2 separate regions of the Homo sapiens genome follow, and region 2 is linked to region 1. Evidence: read pairs that join two places in POLR2A ChIA-PET (ENCODE). Cell type or tissue: MCF 10A. All regions are shown on one strand. Links, peaks and the distances in the headings refer to the core of each region. The heading gives the core; the rest is flanking DNA.

The links. Peaks named below come from ENCODE experiments on the same cell type or tissue, not always from the same donor. Only the 100,000 strongest peaks of a DNase experiment are listed, where the experiment ranks them.
Region 2: POLR2A ChIA-PET joins it to region 1 with 5 read pairs; 1 of 35 experiments calls an interaction of 5 or more read pairs at or near these places.

Annotation. Positions count from the first base shown.
Region 1 is chr4:93,824,927-93,833,641 of GRCh38, forward strand. It overlaps ATOH1 (atonal bHLH transcription factor 1), which reads left to right and starts at 3,827. Exons shown (of 1, transcript NM_005172.2): 1 at 3,827-6,038. The coding sequence starts at 4,001. The coding sequence ends at 5,065. RefSeq lists an enhancer at 1,944-2,649. In MCF 10A, for the core only: no CTCF peak of the experiment used is centred there; a DNase peak (open chromatin) is centred at 3,555.
Region 2 is chr4:94,261,518-94,264,017 of GRCh38, forward strand. All of the region lies in intron 9 of SMARCAD1 (SNF2 related chromatin remodeling ATPase with DExD box 1), which reads left to right. Among named protein-coding and RNA genes, the nearest start is that of SMARCAD1, 55 kb to the left of the region's middle. In MCF 10A, for the core only: no CTCF peak of the experiment used is centred there; a DNase peak (open chromatin) is centred at 1,094.

The DNA of each region.
Region 1 (8,715 bases), core at 2,606-5,105:
TTTGTAACTAATAATTATTTCTCAAACCTTCAGGCATTTATTTGTTCTGTCTAAGATTCATGGATTTCTTTATTTCTCAGGAAGATAATCTGTCACTGCCATTACTTATTTTGATACTCAAATTGTCCTACGGGTTGTCAGCGGAAGCTGCTTCAAGCAAGCTTCTACAGTACTTTGACATGTCTCCATCATTCTTTGAACACTTCCTTATTTCTGAGAAAACAAGAGGTTTTTGTTATCTTGTGTTTTTTCTGCTTCATCCCTGAAATCAAATGATTTTTCCAAGAACCCTAGCTCTTTTTAGTGCAGAACATTATTGAGAAACTGAAATCTGGGAGCTAGATATGTTCAATTGCTAATCTCAGGCACTGAGACACTGAGAGTGAAAAGAACTACAAAATACATAGGTACACACACACACACACACACACACACAGGCATGACATTTATATATATTTATTTCTATATCATCTATTCATATATATTAAAAACTAGAAACTCATATTCAAACCTCCAATTCAAATCTATCACCACAGCTTCCTCCATTTCCATATTTGCAACTCCCTTCTCTGACAGTGAGAAATCTATTCTCGTTCTCCTCAAATATTTACTTTTTTGCATTCATCCTTCTGTATGTAACTAATCTGGCTGCCCACACACACTAGAAGCTCTCTCTGCTTAAACTGTGATACCTCAGGCTGTGCTGCTGCTGCCATCATCCAGCTCCCACAGATACTCAATTTGTTGTTGATATGATTTGGCCCTATGTCCCCATCCAAATCTCACCTTGAATTGTAATCCCCATAATCCCCACGTGTCAAGGGCAGCCCCAGGTGGAGGTAATTGGATCATGGGGACAGTTTCCCCCATGCTGTTCTCGTGATAATGAATGAGTCTCATGAGATCTGATAGTTTTATAAGTGCCTGGCGTTTCCCCTGCTTGCACTTACTCCATCCTGCCCCCCTGTGAAGAAGGTGCCTGCTTCGCCCTTGCCTTCCACCATGATTGTAGGTTTCCTGAGGCCTCCCCAGCAATGTGAAACTCTGAGTCATTTAAACCTCCTTCCTTTATAAATTACTCAGACTCAGGTATTTCTTCAAAGCAGTGTGAGAAGGAACTAATACAGGTGTTTTGACATCCTATGACACACACTGTCCTTAAGGATGTCCTGATCACACTATTCAGACTCCAACCCCATGCTCAAGGCCCTGTGCCCCCTTCCCCAGTTCAGATGACAAGCTTCCTCAGCTCTGCCTAATGGGGGAGAAAGAAGAGAAGAAAAAGGGAGGGAGGGAGGAGAAGAATAGGTCCCTACTTATTTTAAGGGCCAAATAAATATATTTCACCGTAAACTACCAAAACTCTTACTGTCCCTCACATTACTGGAACATTCTAATTTACTCACCTAAAAATTGACGTTTGCTTCAAAAAAGTAATAATACTAAAGGTTATATGTAACCCTGGCATATTAGGACCAATATTCTATATATTCAGCAAATATTTCACTACAGCCCATAAAACTGTTGAAACTCAAAGGAAAGTGAATATTGTGTATTATACAATCAAATTTAAAGCACAAAGTTTGGATGATGCAAGCTCAAGGAAAATTTGGGCATCCTACACATTTGGTAGTGACATTATGTGAAAGAATTTCGGGATTAATTTTCAGCTGATAGAGTTGGAAAAAAAAGTGGACGTATAGGGAAAAAAATGCAATATAGACAACCGATACTACCAGGCACTAGCTGCTTACACTGCCATACATATATAGATGACAGTTAATTGTCTCTCTGAAAGTTCTACTTAAGCATCTACAGCTACTAGCAATTATTTTCTCAAGAAGCACATTTTATATGGTAGCACTATTTATAGTAACAGCATTATTAGTCGATTTCAATAACACCCACTTCAATCACCAAACGGAGAATTTTCTGCCCAAAAAAAAAAAAATACATTAGATGGCCTTTTCTTTTTCTTTGTTCTCATGGATGGTTTTCAGATTAGGTTTGTTTTTTGTTGTTGCTTTTGTGTGTCTTTAACATTTATTTCAGCAGAGCCCAAACATTCACACAAGAATAAAGCTCTGAAGTTTCTGGCACGTAAGATACGCCCAAGACTATTCCTAGACACCAGCAAACAGACGAGGTTGAAGAAGAAACAGGTGAAGAATAATGTCTTAAACATCATTTTAGCACCCTATTCTGCCATTCTGTATCTTTATAGGATATGTCCAGTCCAGTCCCAGAAAATCTACTGCCCAAGGAGTTCTAGATGACAGGTTAGATCAAGCCCCGGCAAATGTTTGCGAAAACAACATTCAACTGCCTCTGGACATTGCAAAGACATATTCCAGGGAGCTATCTCTTGGGCTCTTTTTTAACATCTCTCCTAGAGGATGAGACTCCTTTCGGGATTACAGCCACTGGGAAAGTAAAAGCAACAGTAGCATCAACAGGTTGCATCGCACTCCCGCGCCCCAGGGGCGGTGCAGGAGAGCGCCCGGAGCCAGAGCCAGGGCGCGCTGGGCGCAAGCTGGGGCGCGCCCAGGGCCAATGAGCTTCTGATTGGCTCTTTGCTGTGAATAGACTAGGCCGAGGCTAATAGGACCGGAGGGGGCGTTCACCTGGGAATTGGCCTCCCCCCCTTGCCAAGGACCTCCCTGATTGTATGGGGCGGAGTGGGGTGGGGGTGGGGGCTGGAAAGGGGAAGCCCACCCTAACTAAACGGAGGGGCGGGAGGAGGTTAAACTGAGGAAGCCACGAGCCCGCAGTAAAGAGAGGGCGATCGAGGCAAAAGGGTAGGTAACTTGGGACTTCTGTGCCTTGAAAGTGTTAAGGATTGCAGGGAATGCAGGCGCCTTTCATTTTACTTTGGGCACCCTCCCCTGGCTGGGCATTTAATGAGGAGTCCTACTGTGTGTGTTGAAACTCTGCATAATACCGTAAAATATTCTGGCCCTAAATTACACTCAACGGAGAGATTTAGGCAGATTACAATCCTAATTGGCCGCAGGGTGCTGGGGAAAGGGGACAGAGAGAATTGGGGGATCTGGAATTTGGTGTGCTATCACTACACCGCAGCTCTATTTTCCATTAAGAAAAAGATCATATGACGAAGTCGAACTAAGAGATCTGAAGTAAAAAATGAAAAGATGGAGCAAAAGTAAGAAACATACTCTGAGACGAGTGGGTTTTCCCCCTTTATTCCAACAGCAATCTTAAATGATGGACGTCATGTAGCAGTTATATATCTATGAACATGCATGAGAGATTTATAAATACCTGCATACATAAATACAAACATCCTATTATACATGAGAAATCGTAAATGCTTGGGCATCAGAAGTGGGAGCTGTGATCCTAGCTTGGGGGCAGCACAGGGTAGGCGGCCTTCTCTCTGCTTTGAGTGGCTTCTGGGCGCCTGGCGGGTCCAGAATCGCCCAGAGCCGCCCGCGGTCGTGCACATCTGACCCGAGTCAGCTTGGGCACCAGCCGAGAGCCGGCTCCGCACCGCTCCCGCACCCCAGCCGCCGGGGTGGTGACACACACCGGAGTCGAATTACAGCCCTGCAATTAACATATGAATCTGACGAATTTAAAAGAAGGAAAAAAAAAAAAAAACCTGAGCAGGCTTGGGAGTCCTCTGCACACAAGAACTTTTCTCGGGGTGTAAAAACTCTTTGATTGGCTGCTCGCACGCGCCTGCCCGCGCCCTCCATTGGCTGAGAAGACACGCGACCGGCGCGAGGAGGGGGTTGGGAGAGGAGCGGGGGGAGACTGAGTGGCGCGTGCCGCTTTTTAAAGGGGCGCAGCGCCTTCAGCAACCGGAGAAGCATAGTTGCACGCGACCTGGTGTGTGATCTCCGAGTGGGTGGGGGAGGGTCGAGGAGGGAAAAAAAAATAAGACGTTGCAGAAGAGACCCGGAAAGGGCCTTTTTTTTGGTTGAGCTGGTGTCCCAGTGCTGCCTCCGATCCTGAGCCTCCGAGCCTTTGCAGTGCAATGTCCCGCCTGCTGCATGCAGAAGAGTGGGCTGAAGTGAAGGAGTTGGGAGACCACCATCGCCAGCCCCAGCCGCATCATCTCCCGCAACCGCCGCCGCCGCCGCAGCCACCTGCAACTTTGCAGGCGAGAGAGCATCCCGTCTACCCGCCTGAGCTGTCCCTCCTGGACAGCACCGACCCACGCGCCTGGCTGGCTCCCACTTTGCAGGGCATCTGCACGGCACGCGCCGCCCAGTATTTGCTACATTCCCCGGAGCTGGGTGCCTCAGAGGCCGCTGCGCCCCGGGACGAGGTGGACGGCCGGGGGGAGCTGGTAAGGAGGAGCAGCGGCGGTGCCAGCAGCAGCAAGAGCCCCGGGCCGGTGAAAGTGCGGGAACAGCTGTGCAAGCTGAAAGGCGGGGTGGTGGTAGACGAGCTGGGCTGCAGCCGCCAACGGGCCCCTTCCAGCAAACAGGTGAATGGGGTGCAGAAGCAGAGACGGCTAGCAGCCAACGCCAGGGAGCGGCGCAGGATGCATGGGCTGAACCACGCCTTCGACCAGCTGCGCAATGTTATCCCGTCGTTCAACAACGACAAGAAGCTGTCCAAATATGAGACCCTGCAGATGGCCCAAATCTACATCAACGCCTTGTCCGAGCTGCTACAAACGCCCAGCGGAGGGGAACAGCCACCGCCGCCTCCAGCCTCCTGCAAAAGCGACCACCACCACCTTCGCACCGCGGCCTCCTATGAAGGGGGCGCGGGCAACGCGACCGCAGCTGGGGCTCAGCAGGCTTCCGGAGGGAGCCAGCGGCCGACCCCGCCCGGGAGTTGCCGGACTCGCTTCTCAGCCCCAGCTTCTGCGGGAGGGTACTCGGTGCAGCTGGACGCTCTGCACTTCTCGACTTTCGAGGACAGCGCCCTGACAGCGATGATGGCGCAAAAGAATTTGTCTCCTTCTCTCCCCGGGAGCATCTTGCAGCCAGTGCAGGAGGAAAACAGCAAAACTTCGCCTCGGTCCCACAGAAGCGACGGGGAATTTTCCCCCCATTCCCATTACAGTGACTCGGATGAGGCAAGTTAGGAAGGTGACAGAAGCCTGAAAACTGAGACAGAAACAAAACTGCCCTTTCCCAGTGCGCGGGAAGCCCCGCGGTTAAAGATCCCCGCACCCTTTAATTTTTGCTCTGCGATGGTCGTTGTTTAGCAACGACTTGGCTTCAGATGGCAGCTACATTTGATGGTTTGCAAATGCCGCCGCTGTTCCAAACTTCCTACGGTCCATATTGTTTGATGAAAACTTTCTGTTAAAATTGTGTCCTTTCCGCCCACCTTCTGCTCCCCCTTTAGATAGATACGGTATAATTGTAGGTACCCGTATATGGCATCATTATTCTAGTTCCCTGCTGCCAATACGCTGCTAAAACGTCGCATCTTCTCTGTCACTGGTTTGGGTTTAATTTATTTTACGCCCTGGGCATCCATCCTTGTGTGTTGCGCACTCAAGTGTGGGAGATTTAGTCTTCCGAAGTTGTTTTCCAAAATGCACAATGAAACGCAAAATTAGTGCTTCCAAAGTGGATAACTTTTGACTATGGAATTGTTAGAAAACAAGAAACTTTAAGGTTTATATATTGTATAAACATACCCAGTATGTGCATCCGATCGCGAGAACGTTGGCGTCTTTTAGGAAACTCCGCGCACGCACTTTATCAGCCGCTGCTGCGGTGGTGGCTCCAGGAGAAACTCAACTGCCAATTGCAGACCAGTTTTTTTTTTTTTAAACACAGCCACTTATAATTCTTAAGCTCTTTGCAAATGTTTGTTTAAAAAATGAAAAATTAAAAAAAATCTAGTAGTGTCAAACGCATTTGGTCAATTTTATTTTGCTTTGTTAATATTAGAAAACTTATTTATTATTGTTTGCTACCATTTCTACTTATCTTGATTCATTTTTTACGTTTTCTACTCGAGATCATTTTATTTTAATTTAGCAAAGCCAACTGCCCTTGTTTAATGTATTTTGTTTTGCAAATGATTAAAATAAATGTGAAAAGAAGCCTTTTGTCACTTATTCCTTGAGTATAACTACTGAAAACAATTTTCAAATGAATGACTTTGAAGAATTGAGTTAAGTCTTCTATTCAATGTCATTTATGCGATCTTACAGTTTTGAAGAAAAATGTTGTAAACTTGGTGCCTTCAGGTAGTATCAAAACCCCTTCAAAGAAAAGCACTCAAGTCAATAATTAAATTGTGAGATAAAACTTCTTCCAAATTTGCAGCACAGTTTTGCCTCTTTGATGGCCAGGATCTTCCCAGTCTTCTTTACTCCTTGCCCCAACAACATCTGCAAGGGGGGGAGGCCATAAGTTTTAGGTTTGCTAGAACCTAGCCTGGAGTAGTTAACTTTACCAGGGTTAGCTATGTCCACTCATAAAACCTACTCAAGCTGAAAATTTTTCACATAGGTCAAGCGCAGTGCACACTGTCTATGCCTCTCTCTCTCTCTCTTCTGGGAGAAGAAGACCAGAAGAGACAAAGATGATAACAGAAAAAAACTTGAGGGAAAAAAAGGAATGGGATTAATTGATTCAAAAATTAGAAGTGTGTAGTTGCCCTGGGAATTTGTTGACCTCCACTCATTTTTTTCTTTTCACACAATTCTGTTTCTCCCAATGTAGAAGCTAATGTCTGTCTTTATTTTGTCTTTCTAAATTAGCTTCTATGTAGAAAATATTCAACTACATTTCTGAGTCAATTGCATAAACTAAACGGTGCTGTCACTCTCACCTCAGGTGTTCTCACTAAGGAAAAACCTATTCTGGGTCTCAGGATCATAGGTTTTGGAAAAGCTAATAGTCGTGCGTGTGCGTGTGTGTGTGTGTGTGTGTGTGTAGACAGTGAGAGAGAGAGAGAGAAGAAAGTGGAATTAAAAAAATAAATTTGGCAAACACGAGAGTAGGACTACTTATTAAACTAAATATTCGGCAACGTTCCACTGGATAAACATCGTTGAATTTGAGACGCTGATTTTAAGCCAAGTCTTTTATCTTTTGAGGCCTCACTGGGATAACAAATTGCTGGGAAATGAAGCACCAAAAAGAGCAAGGGAAGGTTAGTATAATCACTCCTGCATCCTCTTCTCCTCCTAGCACCTTGAAAAGAGAAAAGCGCCAAAAAGAAAAGGAAAGCGCCACAAACTGGGTTTGCAGAAAGAGTAATGCACTAGGGAGCGCAGGTTCTGGTCTCCTTAAGTAAGAAACTGCAGAACCAGCTTTTTACTGACCACCTGGGTATCTGTGGCTTTCAGCGGAAGCCGACCAAGAGATGCAGAGAACGTCCGCCAGCTCTCTGGGAGAAGCGAGCAGGCGGCTGGTGACACTTTCCAGGGCAGAAATAATGCACCTGTCCCTTAGATAACCTTTTGCACCCATCGAGTTTGCCGTGCTCACGATAAACATCAGGAATCTTCGGGCTGCTGAATAAATCAAGCGATTGCTTCTAACACATTTCCATTTCGCTCTCAATAAGCAGACCCAACAGGTATGGACATACAGCAACCTTGCGGGATGAGAGCACGCATATTTTTATAGTTATTTGCTTAGTGTGTTCGCATGCATGTGACAAGGACCTAGACTCATTTTACCTGTTCTGAATCTGGCTCAGAAAAGGACAGGAGGAAGGAAAAGGTGATTTCTTTTTTCCTCAAAGAAAATCTATGTTTCATTTTTCAAAACCATTTCTGTTCATTTTGTGTCAATCAAAGAGGAGAAAGACCTTGTCCAACGTTAATATTTTTCATTGTCTCATAGAAATTGCAAAACAGAAAGGACATCAGGAACATCTTCCTTCACATCTTTCATAAATGAGGAAACTGCTGTCCCTAATTTGCCCCCAAAATCACACAGCTAGAAAGTGTCAATATCCAGAACTGATCTTAGTACTCCTGGCCGCTAGGTCAATGTTCTCATAATTTTTCTCTGAGGAAATCAATAGATAAGAGCTACAGCTATCTAAATGTTGGTGGGGAGGTGTTGTACCACCACAGTAGGTGGATATTTATACTTTTAAATATTAGTGGCATTACATAGGAATTGAAAATAACACCAGCTTCATTTAAGGACATTCTTTACATTTCTCCTCAAGAGAAAAACAACCATAACGGAATATCCGAAATACTATACTGATATAGTCTTTATAACAATATAGAACTGGAAATATTATAACACAGTTGATTGAAAAGGGGGGATACATTTTACTAACCCATTAAGACATGCGAGAAAAGTCAAATCACTGTGGTAAATTGAGTGATCAAAGTTCAAATGAGAGCTTTAACCCCTTTTCTCTCCATTCTATTTCTTTCTTTCTTTTTTTATTGCTGGCATTTCTTTGAAAGAGATGTACAATCACATTTCCATTTTAAGGTTCTTCTATGGAGTTTGCATAACAAACGTTTGGCAGCTCGCTCTCTTACACTCCATTAACAAGCTGTAACATATAGCTGCAGGTTGCTATAATCTCATTAATATTTTGGAAACTTGAATATTGAGTATTTCTGAGTGCTCATTCCCCATATGCCAGACCACTTCTGCCATGCTGACTGGTTCCTTTCTCTCCATTATTAGCAATTAGCTTCTACCTTCCAAAGTCAGATCCAAGTATCCAAGATACTAGCAAAGGAATCAACTATGTGTGCAAGTTAAGCATGCTTAATATCACCCAAACAAACAA
Region 2 (2,500 bases), core at 1-2,500, 430 kb after region 1:
TTTAATTACTCAGAACTGTCCATGAGAAATACTATAGAAATTATTTACCATGTGGTGTATTTTATATAAATTCATTATAATTGGTGAAAGATTAAGTTTGTTTGTTTGTTTTTGAGACGGGGTCTCACTCTATCACCCAGGCTGGAATGCAGTGGCGTCTTGGCTCACTGCAACCTCTGACTCCCGGGCTCAAGCCATCGTCCCACCTCAGCCTCCTGAGTAGCTGGGACCACAGGCACGTGCCACCACACCGGCTAATTTTTTGTATTTTTGGTAGAGATGGAGTTCTGCCATGTTGCCCAGGCGGGTCTTGAAATCCTAGGCTCAAACAGTGCTCTTGCCTTGGCCTCCCAACATGCTGGGATTATTGGTGTGAGCCACCACAACCGGCCAGTTTATTGTTTTTTGGCAGTTAAAACTTAACACTTCACTTTTTGAAATTATTTCTTCCTTGGCTTCTCTGATACCACATCCTACATTTCTTCTTGCTCTGTCTTTTTAAATGCTTCTAAATGTTGGTGTTCTTCAAGGTTTTGCTCTCAGTCTTCTAATCTCCAATTTCATGTGCTTTTCCTTAGGTAATCTCATCAGCATCTTTGACTTTGATGGTCACCTGTGTGGCATCTTTTTCTCCAGCTTACATCTCTTCCCTAAGATACAGATCTTTATTTAACTAACCACTGGCTCTTTCTCGAAAATTTGGTAGCTGCCCCAAATTTAATATATCCAGAAACAGACTTCCTTTGCCATCTTGGTAAATTTTAATCTCAATAGATGGTACCACTAATCTGTTAGCATTGAAGCCAGAAGTCTGGGAGTCAGGCTTAACTCTTCATTCATCTCCCCACACTTAATGGGTTCTACCTCCTGAAGATCGTGAATCTTATCAGTTTCTCCGTGTCCAACACAGACCACTATTGTCTCTCAACTCAAAGCCTTCTTAATAGTTTTTTGCTCTCAAGCCTTCTTCACATTACTCTCATAGAGTTCTTTCTAAACAGGAACTCTCTAAAACCCTTCAATAGCTTTTTAATGCCCATAAGTTCAGTTTAGAACGCATTAAAATGATTCATACCCTTACTGCCTTCCTGTTCAGACTTGTCTGTTGCTTCTCTAGGTTCTGACATGTGAATTTATCTTTCCATTAAAACAGTTCTTTTATTATTTCTGGCTTCTTACTCCATAAGGAATTACTAGGTCTTAGATTTTATTAGTCTTTTTGTGATGAGTGCCCATGAACTTTTGTTGTTTCCCTTGTTTATACCAGAGGTTATGCTTGAAATTGTTACTTGTGTTTCCCAATGTTCGTAGACCACAAGGACAGGGCTGTGTCTATCTCCCAGATAATTCAACAGTTACAGTAATTTCTGTTAAAAAAAAAAAAAAAAAAGAAAGAAAAGAAATGGTAGTTGGTTACAGAAAAAAAAAAGTGTATTTTGAACTTTTAAGGTCTTAAATTATTTTATTTAGGGAGGTACTAGTTATACAGTGAAAAGGGCATGGAATTTTTCTCTTACCCAGCTTTGTGATGTTGGAAATTGAACCTTAGTTTTTTCATCTAGATTTGGTAGGCTAGTCTTGGTAGTTGTTACGAGGATTTAATGAGTTACTGAATAAAAGGTATCTAATAGTTACTAGCACATAAATGGCACCTAATGTATGTTCATTCCTTATTTCCTGATTAATTTGTTGGGTTTCTCTCACATTTCAATGTATTACACACACATACTACAATCAGCATGAGATTGGTTTATGGCCTATAATTTTTGGTTGCATTTAAAAATAAAAGTATTTTAGCTAAAAGTTCTAATAGAACCTCCTTAAGACACTGATTGTTATCTATACTGCTGCTTATGAATAGATCTTTCCCCTGAAAAGCACAAAGTAGGGGGAGTAGGAGATCATATTGTGATTATGAATTTTGTCCCTGTGAAAAATATAGAGTAGTATGCAAATAAACTTAGTATTTAACAGTGCCATTTTTGAAGTGCTAAGAATAGATTGGATATTTTGTATATTTCCAAGTTATTCTAGGATAAATATGGAAAATGTATATTGCTATAAACTGTATTTTATTTAGTTATCTTAGTATATCCAAAAAGCACTTAATTACTATTGCTTGAGCTTTTTGCTGAACTTAGAAATACTGTGATCACAGTGATTACTTAGAGTTGTTAATGTGATTCTTGTCATAACTTGGAAAAATATGCTAAATAGGATGACATGAATAAAAATCGTGTGGTATTTTCCTAATAGATGGTTTTATTTTAGTTTCCTAGATTTAGTTCTGGCTTATGGGATTTTCATTTTTGCCCCAAGTATTTCAAATAGCTTTTGGACTTTCTCATCCTTTCCACTAAAAATATTTTTTGTCATGTTTTATAGAATATATATTTTCAGCTATCTATCTGAAAAATTCTAGTTCTGATATAGCTTTTACATATGAAGTATTCAGTGCCTCCTTTTGAAAAATAAATACAACTATATTTTGAAAGAAATT